2 separate regions of the Homo sapiens genome follow, and region 1 is linked to region 2. A link is an interaction called in ENCODE POLR2A ChIA-PET data of the cell type or tissue named here. Cell type or tissue: Panc1. All regions are shown on one strand. Each heading gives the region's core, and the rest is flanking DNA. Links, peaks and the distances in the headings are about the cores only. Region 1 overlaps KIAA1210. Region 2 overlaps LAMP2 (lysosomal associated membrane protein 2).

Region 1 (2,815 bases), core at 179-2,678, 1.3 Mb after region 2:
TACAGTTCCAAAGTCACTAGTCATTTTGTTAATTTAGGAACATAAAAATGTGTTAATGTACAATTTTTCTGCTCATACAATGATTGTTTGTTGAATTCATTATTACAGCCTAAATAGTTTATTAGACATGTTTTTATCCAGTTAGTCAGTGTTTATAGATTGTGTCACAAATGGCTATTAGCTGCTGACTCTCTTCTCCCTGTCTTTGCTGGATTATTAGAAGCAGGTTTGCAACTCAGGAATTGCTAGGGAATCCTAGCTTTGCTTTCCTCTCTTCCACTATGGGATTTTGAAGCAAGAGGGGCAACAATTGCTGTGTTTCTAAATCTTCTGAGCATAAAGTTGTTCCCCTTTCAGAAGGCCAGAATGAGATCCACCTGTCAAGAATCAATAAATCGTCTGGGCACAGTAGCTCATACCTGTAATCCTGGCACCTTGGGAGGCAGAGGTAGAAGGATCTCACTTCCTTGCCCAGGGGAGAGTACAGTGGCATTGTCATAGCTCACTGCAGCTTCAACCTCCTGGGCTCAAGCAATCCCCCTGTTTCAGCCTCCTGAGTAGCTGGGAGTGCAGGCACTAACCACCACCCCCAGCTAATTTTTCTTTTCTTTTCTTTCTTTCTTTTTTTTTTTTTTTTTTTTGAGATGGAGTCTCACTCTGTCACCCAGGCTGGAGTGTAATGGCTGGATCTGGGCTCACTGCAAGCTCTGCCTCCCGGGTTCGTGCCATTCTCCTGCCTCAGCCTCCCGAGTAGCTGGGACTACAGGCACCTGCCACCGCGCCCAGCTAATTTTTTGTATTTTTAGTAGAGACGGGGTTTCACCGTGTTAGCCAGAATGGTCTCCACCTCCTGACCTCGTGATCCGCCCGCCTCGGCCTCCCAAAGTGCTGGGATTACAGGCGTGAGCCACCGCGCCCGGCCTTTTTTATTTTCAATACAGATGAGGTCTGGCTATGTTGATCAGGCTGGTCTCGAACTCCTGAGCTCAAGCAATCCTCCTGCCTTGGCTTCCCAAAGTGCTGGGATTACAGGTGTGAGCCACCATGCCCAGCCTTAAATATTTTATTATTGTAGAAATTATTTTTTTCTGAAAACACTTTTAAAAGGGATCTTGCAGAAAATATACGTTTCCTATTTCATTTTCATTTTTTATTCTTTCTCTCTTTAGGTAGAATTGCCAAGTTTTCCCAACCATGCCCCTATATAGGCAAATTCTAGTAGATAAGAAATTGCCCAAGTCATCCAAAACAGAAATTACTTAAGCAGCAATTATCAAGCAAACAGTTCTATAATCTTTCGTTGCTCTACTCCATGCTGGCTTCTGCCTCCAATTATGCATATTGTACAGTTCACTATTCAGTTATAGATATGGGGCTGCTTCTAATGAGATAGAATTGAATCCAGCCCTGATAAACAAGTAATTACTGAGTCCCTAACACTAGCTCACATTTATTGAACACTTACTACATGCCAGATCATATGCTAAGCTCTTTACCTATGTCATCTATAATTTGCATCAACTCCTTATAAGGGCCAGTGTTTAAATTATCGTATGCTGAAGGATGACTCTGTTCAGTGGTCTCAAGTCAAAGGAAGTGACAAGCTGTGTTGGTATTCTGCGCTCCCCAGTGGACACAGCTGTTACTGCATGCCTTGCACTGTGCTAGTTGCTAAGGGGGATGCTAAGGAGGGCTTGCCTACAGCCTTGATGTAGGGGCGGTAGCTAAGACATAGGGAGCTATAACTTCTTTCTTTCTCACGGATACCCAGAACATGGTAAGTACTTGACCTTAATAAATATTTGTTGAATAGATGAATGAACGAATGAATGAGTGAGGAGGCTAAGAACATTCAGATGCAAAACTTTTGATGCTAACAGCCAAGTTTTAGGTGTTCAGAAGATAGAGAGAAGCATGAGTTTCACTGATTGGTGGGAAACTGGACTTAAGGCAGGCCTTGAAGTTTAGGAACCTTTACCCTGGCAGGCTCAGGAGTAATCGGTGCACAAATAAGTCATAGCATTTCAAAGCTAAAGGAACTCTAGTTCAGCATTTCTCAAAGTGTTTTTTGCCAGACATTCCGCTTACATACATTGGGAGATAATATTGTTGCCTGGTTTCTTGGAACTTCACCATATACATAACCATTTTGAAGTTTCAGAAAAGTTTTGTTGAAAAGCAGGCTACTGAACTTTGTCTAATCCAGAATTTTCCAGATTGACTGGACTACGGATCCCTTTCTCATACAACAAATCTTATGAGCATCCCTCTGAACACACTTTGGGAGATGCTGATCAGGTGCAATTCTTTAATTTTCCTGCTGAGTCCCAGAGAGGTTGAGTGACCTACTCCAGGTCACAGAGCTAATTGATAGTGAATTCAAGCCTAGGATTCCAGAATTTTCTGACTCTTGGATGGTGCTTTCCATTACACCATTAAGCCTTTCATGATGGCTGCTGCATTGGCAACTCCCTTGTCTGGACCCTTCATTGCCAGCACAGAATTGCTGTGCTGATGAGACCTTCTGGAGACCAGACAGTTGAGACTTGGAATGAGACAACTTAGTTGGCACTTGTTGCATGTGAAATCAATAAGAGCTAATTCCTTCCCTTTGAAGAATGCAGCACGAGCCCTCTCCCCCTTCTCCCCTTTAGTTTCTTAATAAGCACAATAAAGACATATGTGCTTATTAAGAAACTAAAGAGGCCCGGCGTGGTGGCTCATGCCTGTAATTGTAGCACTTTGGGAGGCCAAGGCGGGTGGATCACTTGAGCCCAAGAGTTCGCGTTTGAGACTAGAACTCAACTCTAGTTCT
Region 2 (2,784 bases), core at 285-2,784:
AATTGAAGCTTGCTCTGCTGGCCTTGTTGCCTGGGAGCTTGATCCTGCTTCTGTTACTCCACACCTGTCTCCCTCCCTGTTCCATTCCTGGCTCCATTTGCAGCCCTCCTTTCAAAGTGTGGGGTGGATACCTTTGTTAGGCAGAGCCTAGCACAAGTGGTCCTCCTTACTGCAAGGGAGTCTGGGAAAGCAAGTATCCAGTGTTTTCAGCTTTTATAGTGGGTGGTGATTTCTGCCAGAAATTGTAACAAGGGGACAAGGGGTGTTTCAGATTTGGGGCAGCCAAAAAGCGAGCAAAATCCATCTTTGAGGTGAGCATTTAGGCCAATAGAAGAAAGTAGATTTCAAGTGTTAGGAACAATAGAAGCCCAGGGTAGAGGTTGAATAGAGTATGGCATTTGAGCCCAGTGGAAACAAGTTTAACTGGATTAAAGGGTGTGCTCTGGGAAAATAGTTTGAGAAAAGTTGAAGGAATAGGATGGGACAAGATTAAAGATTACTTTGAAAGTCAGGCAGAGGAATTTAAATTTCATATGGGAATGTTGGAGCCAGTAAAAGTTTTTGAACAAGAAAGTGTCCTAAAAGGAAATGGTACTTAAGGATTATTAATCTGGCAGCACTTCTAGGGGTATCTAGGCATTTTCTGTCATAATTTAGGTGTGGGGTGATAGATTGGGAGTAGAAATAAAAGACAAAGATTGTATTTAAGAGAAGATTTGAAGGAAAAAAATCAATAGGACTTCTTGAAGAGAAAGAAGTAGAGGCTATTTCTGAAACTGAGCTTGAGTGACTGATCCCACTCTTCATTTAGAGCTAGCAAAGCTGAGGAGGGACCCAGTTTGGAGGAAGCAGAAGAATGAATTTTAGTTTGGGAATTGCTGAGTTTGAGGTGAGAGATATTGAGTAAAAGTGGTCCCTGTGCAGTTAGAGTTGGGGACCAAGAAGTGGAAAGAATTGCACTCAGGCAGAAAGGCTGTGAAGGGAATGGAACAGAGTGTGCCAGAACCCTCAGGGTGTTTCTCAGCTCTTGTTTACGGGCCACCAGGTATACTATCTTGAATTTAATTTTAAGTGATACGTTTGAACCACAACCTCTACCTTTTGTTTCATAAAACGTCAGTTCTCACACCCTAAGACACATTGATGCAAGCTATCGATGCTATTACTATTTTACATGGTCTTCTTCCTGTTATTCTAATATATTTGGAAAGAAAATGATTAATACATGTGAGGCTTTTCTTGGTAATTTTCAATACTTTTGAATGTTTTGAATACAAGGAGAATAATATACTAAAGCTAGAGACCTTAAACAAGACCGAGAAAAGACTGCATATAAAAAGCAAACCTCCAGTTCATTAAAATTGTAAGTTGGAGCTCTTGGCTCCATGGCAGGGAGCCTTGGATCAGTAAGTATAACAGCTCCCTTCCGTATTGTACTTAGAAAAGAATGATCATAAAACCTACTTAGGCCTCACAAGGTCTTTTTGAGCCTTAGCCAATGCATTTAGTCACTGTCAGTAACCACAAGCTTTAGTATAATATTCTGGCTTGCAAAGCAGCCAGGTCTCCAGAGCATGACGATAGGCTCTTCTATACAACTTGAAAGCTGTTGCTGAGGCATACCTTCTTGATATTCCTCTTAGCACTTTTCTCTAGTCTATAGCAAGTCTGTACCTGTAGATGACAGTGGATTGCTCAGATATTATTAAAGAGTATGCAAGTATCTTAACAGGAAACAGCTTACCCTTTGGGTAATGTGTGATACAGTGAAGAAAATCCCTTAAATGGTTGCCCAATATTTATGCTGCTGGCATGTTTGCTGGGATATTTTTTCTCCTCTGAATTAGTATTTTGAGTCCTTGGGCTCTTCAGTTTAATAGATAATGTTTCTATGTTTAAGTGTAGAAGATCCACCATGTTAGCTGAAAAGTTCCAAGGCTTTTCTGTCTCTGTAACATTTCTCTGCCTAAAGAGGTAGCAGGTTGAAAATTTAGGAAATAACTTTGCGTCAAAAAATTCATCAGCCTTTCTAATCAATTCGATTTTAAAGTGAAACAGTGATGAACTTTGCATTTATCAGAATTCATGTTTTTCTCATGGATTTAACAGCCCTTTGCAACTCTGCTTCCTTGGTTACATGATAGAAAGAGTATCTGATCACATCAGAATAAAATCGTTTGGGAAGACATCCGTGTGTCATAGATTATGTAGCTTGCAACAGGATTTAAAGCAAAAAGATGGTAGAATATCGGATCTATCATTATTTTTGCAGTGAATGTTTCACCAGCTGGTTTGAGAGAAGTTTTACACCCCTACCAGGCTTCCTCTTACCTCATTTACCGCAAAAACCACAAGTCCTAACAGGCAAACTGTAATTGCCTAAAACAAAACTAGTAAGGTATAAATGCATGTGGAAATGATTATTTGAAGGCAAAAGGCAAATAAATGTCACCAGTCTGAGCCATGACCTAAGCATCCTAGGTCTAGTAACCATTCTTTTGGTAAGGGATAATGCCAACTTTTTTATCAATAGGATTCTGTTAAAAATACAAAGAAAAACAGTCAGCAGGATACTGTATCTATACACATACATATATGTATATACACATATATGTATATATATGTATGTGTATATATAGATATAAAATACTTTTGTTTCATTTTAGAGCTGGTTGAACTTCAGTGGTGGGTAGAGCTTGTTTTTAATTTATATAATTTTTGTAGTACAATTTTAAAATATTATTTTTTTAAATGAATCCAGGAGCTGTGCGGTCTTATGCATTG

The links. Peaks named below come from ENCODE experiments on the same cell type or tissue, not always from the same donor. Only the 100,000 strongest peaks of a DNase experiment are listed, where the experiment ranks them.
Region 1: POLR2A ChIA-PET joins it to region 2 with 12 read pairs; 1 of 35 experiments calls an interaction of 5 or more read pairs at or near these places.

What each region holds. Positions count from the first base shown.
Region 1 is chrX:119,117,802-119,120,616 of GRCh38, reverse strand. The region is part of intron 2 of KIAA1210; the gene reads left to right. Among named protein-coding and RNA genes, the nearest start is that of KIAA1210, 8.6 kb to the left of the region's middle. In Panc1, for the core only: CTCF peaks have their summits at 1,448 and 1,649; a DNase peak (open chromatin) is centred at 1,616; H3K27me3 peaks cover 383 bases.
Region 2 is chrX:120,456,747-120,459,530 of GRCh38, reverse strand. It overlaps LAMP2 (lysosomal associated membrane protein 2), which reads left to right. Exons shown (of 9, transcript NM_002294.3): 2 at 2,762-2,784. Among named protein-coding and RNA genes, the nearest start is that of LAMP2, 11 kb to the left of the region's middle. In Panc1, for the core only: no CTCF peak of the experiment used is centred there; a DNase peak (open chromatin) is centred at 1,516.